Linked DNA regions of Mus musculus: region 2 is linked to region 1. A link is a loop called in an ENCODE intact Hi-C map of the cell type or tissue named here. Cell type or tissue: left cerebral cortex. All regions are shown on one strand.

The links. Peaks named below come from ENCODE experiments on the same cell type or tissue, not always from the same donor. Only the 100,000 strongest peaks of a DNase experiment are listed, where the experiment ranks them.
Region 2: a loop joins it to region 1, with 11 times the contacts of the local background. A loop is called at or near these places in 2 of 42 quality-filtered maps.

What each region holds. Positions count from the first base shown.
Region 1 is chr17:49,078,986-49,086,985 of GRCm38, forward strand. The region is part of intron 2 of Lrfn2 (leucine rich repeat and fibronectin type III domain containing 2); the gene reads left to right. Among named protein-coding and RNA genes, the nearest start is that of 1700008K24Rik, 31 kb to the right of the region's middle. In left cerebral cortex, no CTCF peak of the experiment used is centred here; DNase peaks (open chromatin) are centred at 3,444, 4,270, 5,177, 5,657 and 3 more places; H3K27ac peaks cover 1,180 bases.
Region 2 is chr17:49,025,881-49,033,880 of GRCm38, forward strand. All of the region lies in intron 1 of Lrfn2 (leucine rich repeat and fibronectin type III domain containing 2), which reads left to right. Among named protein-coding and RNA genes, the nearest start is that of 1700008K24Rik, 84 kb to the right of the region's middle. In left cerebral cortex, no CTCF peak of the experiment used is centred here; DNase peaks (open chromatin) are centred at 4,276, 4,568, 5,998 and 7,759; H3K27ac peaks cover 2,316 bases.

The DNA of each region.
Region 1 (8,000 bases):
CTGCAGCTTCCTCACCTATCCCATTCCAGAAACTTCCTCACAGACTAGCCTGAGATTGGCCTCTTAGATGGTTCTAGAGCTTGCCAAGCTGAGATACCAATACCAATCTTTATGCTTGTTATTTGCTGCACTGTCAATCCCGCCACCTTGCCCTAGGAAAGGGATATAAAGATGGAGTCTACACCACCACCATTCCATCTGGTCATATCTCAGTTCCCTGCTCTCCACCACCCCGAAAGTTTGGAGACAGTGGGGGAACAAATCAGGATATTTGTTTCCTGAAGGGAGGAGGGCATGTGAGGTGCAGGGGCCTCTGCCTGTGTTCAGGACTTGCCTATGTCCCTAGGCAGGCAGGCTTCTCCTGAAGGGGTGCTGAGCACCCACAGATAGAAAGAGAGGAATATGCATCATTTGAAGTTGGAGAGACAAGACAATGCTGCTGTGAGGGGGGGGGTTCACATCAAGTCAGCCTTTCTGAGGACGCATCCTTTTATAACTTCTCTTCCTATTGAAATCATGTACCCACAAGTAGAGGGATAGGAAGGGTAAGAATGAGCCCTGGCTCCACCCACACCAGGGCTCACCCTGTGGGTCATTTTACTAAAGCCTCCTAGGGTCCTGGAAAGCTGGAACATGGGCCAGGCACCCACTTCAGCCTCGAATTTGGGGGATTTTTCTGATCAGTATCACTTCTTTATAATTTCAAGTGCCAGCAATGTTGGCATAAGCTGGGAACAAGGGTGCCAACCCGAACCCTGGTCCTACTCAGAAACAGCCACCCAGGGCTACCACCCTGCTACTATGGGCAGGATGTGGCTCTCTGAAATCCAAAGTGTACCAGGTGGTTATGGCAGCCAAGAGACCAAGTTACCAGAGGCCTCACAGCAGCAGCAGCAGAAGAGGAAGAGGAAGAACGAGGAGGGGGGTTGGGGGAGTCACCAGTATGCCCTCTTTTAAAAAGAGTTCAGGAAAAGAGAGTTGGGGCTCTGCTTTTCTGGGTTGCCTAGTCACCAAGGATCCAGCCCCTTTCTGTTTTGCTCCCTTACTACCCTCAGCTCAGTATTTGCCCCAGTACAAAATGTCTGCTGGAGCCAAGCTGCTGAAAGTCCTTTCTATGTAGAGGGAAGAACAGAAAGGAAAGGATAGGAGCGAAGTGGGGGATTTGCCAGAAGAGCCAACCAATGACTTCCACTACATTGTATGGCACATTTCTGCAAAGCTGGGTACAGCTCGAACTATAGAGAAGATGGAGGGGCAGCTAGAACTCTCGAAGCCTTTGACTTATACCCAGATTCATTTACTAATCCTACAGCCAAAGGCAAGGCATGTCACTGTCTTCAGTCTTGTTCTGTTCATCTGTAAAATGGGTTCAAGATTACGTCTTGCAAGTTTCACGGTCTGGGACAGAGAAGGAACTACATAAGTTTGAATGAGTATTCTTCATAGTCATCCAAGAAGTACTAGGACCAGTCAGTACTGAGGTCAGGGAATACTAGAACCAAGAAGCACGGGGACACGGAAATACTAGAAAATAGCAATTATCGGGGCCAAGAAGTACTGAAATGGGGAATATTGAGACCAAGGAGTACTAGAACTAGGAAGTATTGAGTTCAAGAAGTACTAGAACCAAGAAGTATCAGGACCAAGAAGTACTGGAATCAGGAGTTATTAGGACCAGGAAGTACTTAGGCCAAGCAGTACTAGGACTAGGGAGTACCACTAGGACCTGGACATACTAAAGCCAAGAAGAAGTACTAGGGCTGGAAGTACTAATCCTTTCCCTTCTGGACAGCCTTGTGCTGTCTATTTGCCAGGCTGACCCATGTGTCTTCATTTTCCTAATCCAGGAGAGCTATAAAAGGGACAAGTGATTTGATGAATGATAAAAGTAGAAAGTATGTTTGCCTGGTCAGAAATGTCTGCCATTCAATTGGAAGTTCCAATGGACACATAAGCGTGACAACAGGAGACTTTCAAAATCCCCAACAGGCTTGTGCATAGGAAGATACTTCGCAGGGTGCATTGTCAAAGATCCGATCAAACCACCATGTTCCTATCCTGTCCCTTTTACTAGCTCAAAGGTGACACATCTCAGATTCAAGCTGTTGAGAGGTGACCAATTCTTCTTTTCATTCCCCTTGCTCTGGAAGAGATTTTTGGCTGGGGACATCCCTGAAGTTGAGGGTAGCTCTGGACCCCTCTCTCTCCCAAAATTCATTCACTTCCCTCCTAGTAAGAGTAAACCAGCCCTGTGATATCCATACATGTTTGAGTGGTATCGAAGTAATAGAGTCTTGGGGAGCATCAGGAACCTGAAGACAGTGCCGGTGGCCACAGGCTTCCGAGCAATACCAGATACCAAACACTCCTTTCCTAGGAGTGTTCATAGGACCTGGCTCCTCGGAGACAGCTGGGCTATGCAGGAGTCAGGGAAGATTGATGTCCAGGCATTGGGTCTCCTCCTGTTGATCTGTAGTGCTGAGCCTCCAACCCAGACTGTACCTTAGGACCCCTTGGTTGCTGTGACATCCACCACCACCTACTTAGTTGGCTCAGGCTGGGCATCTGATGTTTTAGACCTTTAGACCTCCCCAGGCACTGCTGGGGTCACAGCCTCATGGATCTACATTGGCATTGATCTATGGAACATTTGCAATCCATTGCTGGGGTAGTTCCTTACATGGAGAGAGAGAAACCCAGGGCTCCTGGTCCAGCCTCATTGTACCATGTGCACCTCATCTTTGACTCTGAGACTTGAACTCTGAACTCTCCAAAGAGACGATTTGCAGAGCCTGTGGGAAGTTCCCACACAGAGCAGCGTGGGGGGGCACTTATCTTACGTCTGTGCTGAGTATGAGCAGCCAATACGAGGATGGGGGAGGGGCAGGGCTCTGCTCTCTGCTCTTTCCTGGTTGCTTTGGCTTTACTTCAGTTGCTATGATAAAAACAACCCAATAAAAGCAGCTATAAGGGAGAAGAGGTCTATTCTGATTACAGTTGCAGATGTGGTGCCTCTTTGCAGGTAAGTCAAGGCAGAAAATAGTTACTGGGTTTCTGGACAAGATTCCTGGTTGAAACAATATAGTCAAAGGCTTGGTTTTTGAAGAAGCTTTCAGGTCTAAGAGGGAAAGAGATAAGAGGGAAAGAATTTAAGATATGGGGCAGTGGATGTAGCCCATTAGAGTACCTGTCTAGCATGCACAAAAGCCTAGGGTTCAATTCTCAGCATCACAAGAAACTAGATATGGTGGTGTGTGCCTCTGATCCCAGTATTCAGGAGGTGGAGGCATTCAGGGGGATTTGATATTCAGGGTCATCCTAAACTCTTATCTTGAGTCCAATCATCCTGAGCTACATAAAAGCTTGTCTTAAAACACAAAACAATGTTTTAGAGTCTGGCGAGAGGCTCAGGTTAAAAGCATGTACTACCCTGGCAGAAGACTTGAATTTGGTTTCTGACACCCACACTGGGCAAATCACACTAGTCAGTGACATCAACTGCTAAGGATCTGCTTCTTCTGGCTTCCAATGGCACCTGCACTCTGATACACACACCCACACTATACATGTATACATATATACAAATACATACATAAAATAAGTCTTTAAATTTTAAAAATTTATTTTAATTAATTAAATTTAATATAAATTTTGGTTTTTCTAGATAGAGTTTCTAAGTATTGCCCTGGCTGTACTGGAACTGAGAGATCTGCTTGCATCTGCCTCCCAAGTGCCGGGATTAAAGGTGTGTGCTACCACGCCCAACTCTAAAATTGTATTTTAAATGTGCACTATGGAAAAAAAAAAAGCAAAGAGACAGCCTTAGGCTATTGTTTATTGTGGGCAATCAGAGATGGCATCTCCAAGGAGTGGAATGGGGTCAAAGACCTGAAGTGATAGAAATAGCCGGGCTGAGGAATCAGTGCACAAATGCTCTTGGGTCAGAATGTGCTGGTCCTGTTGTCCTGTTAGAGAGGCAGCAAGGACTCTGGGGGTGGGGGAGCATCTGGGGCAGAGTGGCAGGGAGTGAGTTGGAGGTGGGGGTGGGACTACACCAGGAAGGTCCTCAGTGGTCAGAGCAAGGCTTGGGTTTTACCTTATAGGAGGAGGAGCCACTGAGGATTTGAAAGCAGAGCAGAGGGGTGCTGTGATGAAGCCAAGTGGCCCTAGAGAGAAGATGAGTGAGGTCGATTAGTTCTAGACGGATGAGAGCCCTGCCCTGTCTAGAGAGCCTCTTGTCTCTTGGCACTCACACCCATGCAAAAGCCACTAGGATGTGATGTGGGAGTTACCAGATGTCTCAAGACAGGGCCATGTTAAGTCGTCTGACAGAGCACTGGTTATGTTTTTCTCTGCTGGGGAACCTTATTGTGGCCCCTGAAAGACTCCTAGTAGGGAGCAGGGCAGGCACTCTGACTTCTCAGTGTATAGCTCAGCCTGCAACTGCATTGCTGACCCAGCTTCTCTGCCTCACCTCTCTCTCTCTCTCTCTCTCTCTCTCTCTTTCTTTCTCTCTCTCTCTCTCTCTCTCTCTCTCTCTCTCTCTCTCTCTCTCTCTCTCTCTCTCTCTCTCTCCTCTGTTTGTTTTTTATTCTCACTCTGCCTTCCAGACTTTTTACAGGGTCTCTTGTAGCTTAGGCTGGCCCCCAACTCTCAATGTAGCTAAGGATGACCTTCCAATTTTGGTTCTCCTGATTCTACCTCCCAAATGCTGGGATTGCAGGCATGTATAACCACACCTGCTTTGTGCCGGGCTGGAGATGGACCCCCAGGGCCTCGTGATGCTAAGCAACCACTCTACTCACTGGGCCACATCCTAGCATCCCTGATAGTCATTATTTATGATACTGTTTAATTAGCCCATTAGGTTGGCCACAGCACTTCTGACAGCCCCCCCCCCCCTTTTTGTGCTAGTATCTGGCCATGACAGAAGTAGCTATTACAGATATAAGAGTGGCCTGAGATCAGGGTCTTGGTGACCTGTGCTTTATCCCCTAGGACATGTGGACAGAGTGGGCTTTTCAGGTTCTCGGCATGGGGACAGGATCTGAGAAGTTACGATGCTGGTGGGGTGGCAGCTGGCCCTGAACACTTGGGAGATATTTTTACCACCCATCAAAATGCCACCTCGTGCTCGCTGAGCTGATGCCAAGGCTGCTCCCAGCCTGTGCTCATCTCCTCCCCCGACTTTGACTGTTGCCAAGAAGGTCTGAGTGGAAAAGCTTGGAAAACTCCATGTGGGTGTGGCTGGGAGTCAGCGGTTCTCTCTCCCCCAGGACAGGGACTGGGAAAGCTTCCAGGTGGTGGGCTGTGGCTGAGACTCAGATTGTACTCTCCTCACCTTACATGTGAGAAGGCTCAGAGGACCCCGTCCCAAACTATCACAGATCAGAGGACCCAAAATTCTGAGGTGGTTGTTCATTTGTTCGTTTTTTGCCTATAATGGGCAGAAAACTAGGAGGGACTGGTGTGGTTTCTTTGGGTAATGGACAATAGAGGAAGCTATGAAGGGCACAGTGGAAGTCTTAGCAGCTACAGAAAACTAAGAGCATTTCCTAGGTATATGGCCAAAAGCCTGAGAGAACTTGGGATGGGGAAAAGGGAAAAGCCAAGATTCTTGGTTTCTATCCAGCTCCTTGATCAGCACAGCTATCTTGGACTTGGTTCTTCTGGCTTTAAAATGGGACCTCCCCCTCCCCCAATTTCACCGCTTGAAAAAAAAAACAGAGTAAGAACAAGACAGTCCAAGCTTACCCACACTAGCCTTCTCTTTTACCAATCACCCCACCCCTCACTCCCACTCTCCACATTGCTGCAGTGGTCCTTATACGAAGATAAGTTTGGAGTCAGGCCTAAGGACAGGTCTCGTCTATAGAGATCTGGTGTGTGTGTGTGTGTGTGTGTGTGTGTGTGTGTGTGTGTGTGTGTGTGTGTGTGTTGAGAAGGGCCATCCCCCACAAGGCTCAGGAGTGAATAAGTTCTCAGATGTAACAAACGGACCTGGCATGTAACCTAAGCTCATCTCTTCATCTCTGGCCTCCTAAGAAAGAAAGTTTGAGCCCTGGTCTGCCATACTCTACAAAGAGTGTCTCCATACTTCTCCCAGGACAAGAGAGGCTTTGAGGTGTGAGGTGGATCTGGGGGTGATAGTTACAGATGACATGTTTAAGTCAAGGCCGGTGACTCCATTCACTTTCACATTATCCTGTTACCTATTCTCTTCCTCACTGACACCCCCAGAATTATCATCCACATCTCCAGTGGAGATGCTGTGAGAAAACAGAGAATGTATGAGCCCAGCTGACTCTCCTGTCATCCACCCACAGACAAGTAGAAAGTGGGCGGGCACTTCAGAGGAGTCGCACTTACACAAGTGCAAGAAGTTTTTCAGGCAGTGCTAATGATATCTGAGGAACAAAGCTTTGAATTGAGGGCAGGATGTGGCTTAGAGGGACTGGAAGAGTCCATCTGAGTCAGGTAGATGCAGGTCTTCTCCTTGCAGACAGAAATGGTGGCCGAGTTCTCAGGCGTTCTAATTTATAACTTACAATTTGAGTCACAGCTACACTGGCTGCTATCACCACCTCTGAGCATACAAGAAAACAAAAAACAAAAAAAACAAAAAACCCAAAACCAGGCCATGCCTTGACCCTAACAACAGGCAGACTTGGGGCAGACAGCAGCAGAGAGTAATGACCTAGTCTCAGCCCTCCAAGAGCCATCTTTTCCCTAGAGCCACATGGTCACAGCTTTCTATCCCTAGCACCACCAGCCAGGCAGGCAAGAAGGGCTAAGAGTGGAGCTGTGAATCTCTGGTGTGAGCTTCTAATGCAAGGATGTCTGGCAGACAAAGTAACTGGTAGATCACAGCTGGGCTGTTGACCTTGAGTCTTAAACAAAGCGAAGGATAAAAGGTCATATTTACTCCAGCAAAGCCCTGGGAACCGTGAAATATCAGACTGTGGATAAAGACATCAGTAAATCACCAACTGCCAGGAGTGACTGCTCTTCTTCCAGCCTGTGGTGGGTATCCTGTGTGCAGAAGGGGAGGGAAAGAAGGTAATGGCCTCTGGGGACTCCAAAGAAAACTGGCTCTGGGCTTTAGTTGTGTTGAAAACCTTTGAGCTGTAGAGCACTCTAGGAGGTAACATCGTCAGCTCCATCCACCTCACAGAGACATGGCCCTACCCAGAGGTTGACACTGGCTGCTTCCTCTATTGTTCTCCACCTTGATTTTTGAGACAGTCTCTCATTAAACCTGGAGTTCTCCAATTGTTTAGACTGACTGGCCAGTGAGCCCCAGGAACCTCTATGTCTCCACAGTATGGAGATACTACTTTTTGTACATCTGGTCAACCTGCCTGTGAGTAGGGCATCTACTGAGAGGTCACAAAGGAGCAGAGGTAGCAAAGGACAGGGTAAAGTAGACAGGTAGGCAAGTTCTGGGCCTAGCCACCCTGGACAGCTTCCCTTAAGGGCATGGTTCCAAATGCTCACTCCTTAGTATAGACTCATGGTTGACAACAGCCTCAGTTGCTTTCTCTTGCCTAGTGATTGCTATGGCCAATGAACATGTACATGTGCACACACATGTGCCACCCCCCCCACACACACACATGGGCCAGTGTACACATACTCACACATCATATATAATCTTCATATAAGTTTAAGCAAGGTTGTAAGCTATTTTACAAACAGGAAGACCAAAGGTCTGAGAAATGAAGTAACAAACACACAGCCAGTGAGTTGTAGAGGATTTGAGCCCAGAGCCCAGGGAGCTTGTGTGTTAAACCTTGTGTATATTTGTAGTTGGGGACCTACTGGCATAGTCCTCTGGCAGCAATACCCTGCTAACCAGCTCATTCTGGCAATATACTTGCAGTATTCTAGAACATAAGAAGTGGCTGAAGCACAGTGGAAAGGTGATTTGCCCCAGCTCACACAGAAGTCAATGAATTGCCTGGGTCTGAGTGTGGTACGTTTGGTGGGTGGGAACAGAG
Region 2 (8,000 bases), 53 kb before region 1:
TTCCCTTCTTCCTCTTCCTCAAAACCCCTCATAGCTTGGACCGTGAACGTCCTGGAGTGTTTGAGGCATGGCTCTGCTTTTATTTTTACTTGGTTTTGATGTGTGTGTGCACATGTGCATGTGCCTGCAGAGGCCAGAGGGCAAGTGCCTGTGTAGTGAGTTCTGGGAATCTACCTGCCTCTGCTTCCCCAGTGATGGAATGGTAGGCAGTGTATGCGGATGCTTGGGTCTTGAACTTGGATTCTCATGTTGCTTCTGTAAGCATTTTATCTACTCATTCACTTTCCCAGCACAAGACACAGTATTAAATATATCCCATTACTTTGTCCCCACCAGGCCTCACCCCTCACTTTTCTGCTCACTTGAAAATTCCCTGAGGGACTCCATTGCGCTTCCCCTTTAGATTAACTTTCCATTCCCTCACCCCCCGTGACTTGTCTCTGCACAGCTCCCTCCAGAACAAACCTGCAATGAGCCCTGTGTAACCACAGGTCATGGCTGGGGGTTAGTCTGCACCAAGAGATGAATCCAGAAATTCATCTGGTCCTCTGCCCACCTCCACTCTAGAAAGTCCCAGTGCACCATCCTCTCTGGCCCTAGAGGTACCCTGAAGCCTGCAGGGACCTGCCACAGGACCTTGTCACCTGCTGAGTTCCTCCGTGCTTAGGGATTCCACCAGACCTTGGACACATGAGTTCGTGCGAAGTCAGGGGGTTGATGCTCGTTGGTCCCTAGGCTCTGTCCGGCCCCTAGGAAGTGAACACAATCCACCTGCATCAGTATAACAGTGATTCTGCTTTTGTTCCTGTCCCTAAGCAGCCCTCCAAAGGTGGCCAACTAGCACATCCATGCTGGTCCCTCTTTCCATGCAGGAGGGACAGATGGGTGAATGTGGCTGTTTCTTATACTACACCTTGAGTCTCCTGGAAGCCCCCAGAGGCCTCTGGCTGCCCACGGCTGTGGCAATAGACATTCATTTCACACCTTTTCTTTCCAATCTAGCTTCTGATCCCTTCTCAGTGTTTACAGGGGTCATCTTCCAAATAAAAGGTGTGCGCTATCAAACCATGTCTCAGGCTGTCCTGGGACCGCTTACACTGAAAGCCTGGCCTAGTGGCCTGTGATAGGCAAGTATGCCTGCAGCAGCGCTCCCTGGTTTCACCCCAAGTCCTCTCAGGGGCTGGAAGTCCAGCTCCCAGGTATGCCTCACACCACAAGTTCTCCCAGCTCAGGCCAGCAGCCTGCCCTAGCCCAATATGTGGAGGTCTTGGGACAGAGGCTTCTCTTCTGTGTGGAGCCTATTGTCACGGCACAGGACTTTTTCTCGTGGCTGGCAGCATCGGCCACTGATTCATCTCCTTCCAGGGGAGCGGGGCCAGCTGCAGATAGCAAACATATTGCGTATATCCACAGCGAACTGATGGCTCAGCTCAGCATTTTAACGGCCACATTAAGTGTCCTCTCGCCACCATAAACATGTTGAACGGCTGAAGGGGTTATGACTTCCAGGCTGGGCCACTCTGTCACAGGGAACAATTCATCTTGAGATTTTAATCAAAGTCAGAACTGTGCACGGTGGGAGGGAAGGGGCTCTGTGACCCTGTGATGTCCAGGAGTGACTCTGTGACAGCATTCTGTGTGAGTGCACCCAGGCCTTCTTGGCCTGACAGTTGACACATTTTTGCACCCTGCGACTTACCTGAGAGCTCCTCCTTACATAGACAGAGTGAGTGTTGGTTGGAGTCTGAGGAAAGTGGATGCAGAGTTCTCACGTCCATGGGTCTTGTTCATGAGTGGTCTCCTAGGACCCTCAGGTCCTCTTCTGGGGTTTTTTTACAGTAGCCAGAGCTTCAGTGTGGTTCTTATTGTGTTTCACTTGACTTGTCTCCTGGCTCCTGAATGGCAGCAACTTCTATCCAGTCAGATTGCAGCCTGAGTGTGCGGGGAGGGGCCGACTCCACTGACTCTTACCTGGGCATACCTCGTAAACAGAAAAAGAAGAAAAAAAAAAGAGTTCTCTTGGGATGGAGACCTGATGCTGCATTTTATACCTCAAAGCTCATAAGAACTCTGTCTGGATCCCTAGGGAGTGAGTCCAGACAGCCACAGGTCAGGACTGGAGTCTAAGATAGAGCCCTTCCAAGTCTGCCCTTAGGAGAGTGTCTTGAACACCTGAGGCTCATACTTGTCTGGACAGCTTGGATGGGCCACCGCTCAGGCCTTCAGGGGGAGCGGCTTCGTAGGTGATTTGTGTGTCCTTTGAAACACTCTGGGTGTGGTCTGCACAAGGAGCGGCTTCAGGGAGAGCTTGTTGAGGACTTGGTGGGGACAAGGCCAGTGAGTGGAACTGCAGCTTCAGCAGGCTGCAGCAGAGAAGAGCAGGAGAGTTAGGGAGTGGCGCCGGAGAACTGCAGCTCTCTAGGAAGGGCAGGGGTCTCCTTGGAAGAGGGAAGCTTCAGTAGACTTTTGTCTCATGTCTTATCACCCTCTGCTCCTGTCAGGGCTACCACCTGCCCCAGGAAGCTCTCCATCCTCACATGAAACTCTCTCTCTCTCTCTCTCTCTCTCTCTGTGTGTGTGTGTGTGTGTGTGTGTGCGTGTGTGTGTGTGTGTGTGCATGTGTGTGTGTGTGTGCGCGCATGTGTGTGCGTGTGTGCGAGCACACGCATCCATGTGAACGAGCTCCAAGGGGAGAGGAAGGGATATCCGTGATGTACTAACCTGAGACATATAGGACAGCCAGCCCCTGCCCTCCAGATCAGGTAGAGGTAGACAAGAAACCTGGGGGGGATATCCGGCTCCCCCCTGTTGCCTCTTGAAGAAGTCCATGCCCTTGGTATCAGGAATGGACAGATGCTGCACCTTTAATCCCAGCACTCAAGAGGCAGAGGCAGGCAGATCTGAGGCAGGACATCCAGGGCTATACGTCTAGAGAAACAAAAATCTCCTCTCACCACAAAACAAAAGCATAGATGGAGGCAGTCCTTCTCTCTGAGCCAGGCATGCTCTCAAGGTTGGGAGGGAATGATTCTGCGGGTGATCTTCAACTTGGCCTCAAAGCTGCAGTGTGGGATTCAGGTGCTCCAGGGTGTGTTTGGGATTCAAGGGAGGGGATCCCGTTTCTAGCTCTGGGCATCCAGGAGTCCTTATCCATCCCCAGACCATGTTGCTATCCTCATTTCCGCTACCGGATGGTGACTCTACCCAACACACCGTAGGGCTGAAGACTATGCACTCTGTGTAGTTCCTGGGGGCTACTGGATGCTCAGAGGAGCTGACCCAGCATCCCCTAGAGAGCTGGCACACATAAGTGCTTGTTAAATGGCCCTCATCACCAATAGAGCTCAGAGTCCTCATTAGAAAGAGACTCCACCAAAGGTCAAGGTGAACCCTTGGAGAACAAACCTCCCTGAGAAGCCCTGTGACCCCAGGAAGGGTGAGTGGGTTTAGGGTGAGTGGAGGTAGACAAGATGCCAGCTTTGCCAGCGGCTCTAGGGTTCAAGTTCTGAGAAAAAAGTGGGGGAGACAATGGGGTACCTGACCATGGCCTTCTGGCCCTGGAGGAAGGCAAGCTTTCCAGGGGATGAAGGGTCATTTGGAAGCAGGAAAAGTGGCAGGTGGCGTGCACTGAGTGTCTGGAGTTTACAGGCCAGTGAGGAAGTTCCATTCTGGGGACTGAAGCGGTGTGCCCAGAGTCAGGCTCAGAAACACCATCTTCTCTCAGCTACTCTGGTGCCCCTCTGTGCCTCCATGGGAGAAGACACAGACAGAATTCCAAAGGTCAGAAAAAAGATCAGGGAAACATCCGGGACAGCAGCTGTGGTGGGGACAGGGAGGTGGCGGGCAGAGCAGGCAGTCCTTTGGCAGCTTAGTCATGTCTCTGTGTCCCTGGCAGGACTGTGCCACACGGGAGCTCATTACTGTCACTTATCTGCCTGGATCCTGGCCTCTTCTGTAGTCTACTTTACCCTGTCTGAGCCCTTCCTTTCAGGCACCTGACCGGCCTTGAGGAGCAGGAGAAAGGGCTGGAGCAGAAAGTGGGGCGGTCACGGGTGGAGCTATGCAGGTTGGGGCTGGGCTGGATGAGGCCTGGGAAGGGGTGGAACTGGCAGGGACTTGGCATGGGAAGGTGCGGAGTTTTGATTGACAGGAATGGGCCAGCAAATGGAGCTGTGCTGGGTGGGGCCTGCAAGGGGAGTGGCGAGTGGTGGGTGGGGCCTGGGTAGGGACGGAAGTTCCAGTGAGGCCTCACAGGGGTAGAGTTGGATGGGCACAGCCGGGGGTGGGTGGAGCCTGAGCAAGGTGGAAGGTGGGCAGGGGAAGGAAGTGGGGGCAGGCAGCTGAGGCCACTGGAGGGCTTTGAGTTCTGAATTCAGAAATTCTGGCAGGTGTCACCATGGCAACTGCAGAGCAGGGACATCTTTGAAAAAGGAAAAGGACAAGTTTGATGATTTTATTTGCTATCTTTACACTCTTCACCGGGAAGAGAAGTGGGGGCCTTGGAGTGCTGGAGGAGGCTACGCAGGCAGGGATGGTGGACCCCACAGAGACAACAATATGGATCAATCTGCAGGGCTGGTGATGACTGTGCGCCGCGTAGCCCCCGGATCCCACTCCCTCTCCTGATGCCGGTCTACCCACACAATGCCTTCCAGAGTCTGCTTTGAGAAGCTGGGTCATCCAGGCCTGGTTCTAGGCAGGTCTTGCCAAATCCCCCACAGCAGAACTTTTCAGGCCCAAGATTTCCACCCAGTCTAAAAATGTCCCCGTCTCTACACAGCAGGAAATGCTCATACCGGGGAGATTGAGGGAGACAAGTATTGACCCCCAACCTCAATCACTTGATCTGGCTTCAGCACTCCACATGCCTCAAGCTTGGGCAAGCTGGGTAGCCCCCTCATGCCTCAACTGCCCAGTGATTGGGGGAGAATCGTGGTGTCCAGCCTTCCCATGGCTAAGGTGGTGCTCTGGGCATGTTCAGTCATCGGCTGTGCAGCTGGGGGGTCAATCACAGGCTTTGGGGGCCTTAGGTGGAACCTAGCTGCCACCCCCACCCTTCATCTACAGGCATAGAAGCACCTCTCTGACTAGGTACCTGCAACAGGTCATGAGGTACCCTCACTGAGGAGCTGGGTGGATGGGAGGAGACTGTTCCGCCCAAGGTCTGCCTCTGAGTGCTTTGGCCCTGCATGCATACCAGACTCCCTGGGTCTCTGTTTCTTGAAGGTGCCTTTTCTTCCCTGGTAAGAAAGAAGACAGCTGGATAGCTAAGGGGTTTCAGCTTCCCCCCCCCCCCCCGGGGTGGGATGTGTGTGCATTGATGGGTACCCTCATCGCACATCTTTGAAAACATCCGTGGAGATATTATTTTAGGCTCTGTCTTAGTTACTAAGAATTTCGGAGTAATTGAATTTTACAGCTAAGTGCCCAGTCAGCAGTCTGATAGGTCTCTCTGTCACAAACAGTAACTCCCAGAGTGTTCCTGTCCCGACGGGCCCCATGTAGCACCTGTGTTATTGATAATTTCTCATCACAGCTCTGCAGAGGACATTGACTTCTTGGTCCAAAGGAAGGAAGGGAGAGGCACAGAGAAGGCAAGAAACTCATCCAAGGTCACACAGCAAGCAGGTTAAGGAATTGGGATTCAAACCGAAGATCAAAAAAATAACTGTAAAGCATGGTCCTAGATGGGCCCTGGGCTTTGGATATCTGATCACTACTTCCTTGTATCATTAGTGTCTTGCTGTGTGAGCTCATCTTTTTAGACTGTAACAACAACAACAAAAGTACTGCTGCTGACAGGGTAGGGCTGTGGATAAAGACTAAAGGAGTTCCTGGGCCAGGCATATAATACAGCAAGCACTAAATCAATGTTGACTTTCAGCCCCCATCCCTGTACAAAGACTGCCTGGGGTGGGGGTGGGGTGGGGAACGGTGCCCACATCCAGATTATCAGGTCTCGGAGGTCCTTGAAATTTTCCTAGAAACAGCCTCTAAAATAAAAGTCAGATTGTATGCCAAATCTCGTTCTGCCGCAGCACGGATTCTTGGGCCTGGCAGGCTTCCCATGCTGGAGGGAGAAGGCATGTAGCTCAAGTTCCAACTCTGATGAGGGTGTGGCCCTGGCATAGCCCATAGCCTCCAAGGTGGACAGTCGGTGAGAACTAGAGAGCCAAAGACTCCTCCCCTCCTCCCTGGCTTTGGTCCCTGCTCTGAGACTCATCCGTTTCCCAGAAATCCAGGGACTTGCTCTAAATTGCTGTGGAAATCCAAACTTGTGCTTAGGCCCCACTCACCCGGAAGTTCCCTCAGGACTCTGCAATCAGGCGGGTGCGGAGAAGGAGAGAGTAAGGAATGAGATGGTGGGGATTGTAAATGTTAGAGGTCACTTCATGAACTCCCCATTTTCCAGATGGAAGTACTGAGGTCTAGGGGAGAAAGTGATGTGGAATTACTCCCAGGTTGGAGCTGGAATTAGAGCCCGGAGGTCTTGACCTGAAGATCTTGTACCTTGTAGCTGCTACAGTTCAGCTGGGTGAAACCTGGCACTTCTTTCTCCTGGCAGCTCTGGGAGTGGAACCCTCCCAGGGGTGTGGGGTGTGGTGGGCATGGGGCACAGTCTTGGATTCAGTCTAACACCCTTAGTGTGTTTGTGAATACCTACTGTGTGATCCACTATAAAGCTACCACAATGACTGGTTCCTTTAAAAAGAACCAATGTGGACCAGCAAGTTGGCTCCTTGAGTTATGTGAATGAGTGGTTAATTCCTCTCTGAGGCTTCTCCTCTGCTTCCCTACCTGTAAAACAGGTAGTGATGGTGTTGACTCTTTAGGTTGTTGTGAGATATAAATGACTGTATGGATTTCAGAGTAAGTAAGTAGACTCTCTTCTGAACCATGGTGGCGGTGCGACACAATGCATACTGTCATCATCTCACGTCCTAAAATTGTCCTGACAACTCAAGAAGGGGTCAATGTAGAGTGGCTCCGACCTTATCCTGGGGGTTGTGGCAGAAGGAATATGTGGGGGCAGGGCACATATGACACTGTGCAGCAGCTGAGGCTGAAGGCTCCGGCTGGTCCCTCCAGGACTGTGCATAGGGCCTCTGGACTCCGTTCACTGGCTCCTCTCTGTGACTGTGCACAGGAGCCCCAAACTCTAATTCCTACAGGGAGAAGACGGCCTCCAGGAGTTCACCTGAGGATGCCCTACCCTGTGTGCCCTACACAGCAGCCTGTGGCACTGTCTGATATGGAGATGCATCAGGCCCCAAAGCAAGAGAGGTTCAATGAGTCACTGCTATGGCTGCTGAGAAACAGAAGACAGGAGCAGAGCAGAGTACAGACCGCAGAGAGGGCTGTCCTGAGTGGGTTAAGGCTACAAGCTCCCAACTGTTAGCTGCCCATACAAGGGTCTGGTTCTTGAGAGAGACAGGGCTAATTCAACAGCCCCACAGGGAAAACTGGAGGATGCTGGGAAAATACTTCCCATCATTCCCAAGGTTTATTTGTCCCCAGTGACTGGCTGTTTGCTCCAGCCTACCACAGAGTACAGCAACATCTTCCTCCAGCTGTGTGACCTTGTGTGCCACACCTAACCTCTCTGGGCTTCCAGCAAGGGAAGCATAGAGATAACCTTGCTGGAGGCAGGCAGCCAGGTCACATTGTCCTCAGAGATTGCCATAGGTTCTGAGAGCCTGTGAGTCTCTTCTTAGCCAGCCTCCCAGGAGGTCCCTTGACTCAGGGAAGGAAGCCAAAACAAAGCTGGGGGTGGGGGGTGGGGGGCAGAAAGGGAACCGCTTTTAATTAGAAAACACATCGCCCTTCTGATTATCAGACTTCTTAAAAGAGCCTTTGAGAAAGGACTCAGAGAACACAAGCCCGGTCCTCAGCCTCTGACTTGACTCTGTGCTCCAGCCAAGCATTGGAATTCTACAGATGTAATGTGCTACAACAGTCGCTAGCCCTGGCTGTCAATTAGTCCCCACAATCAAACAGCA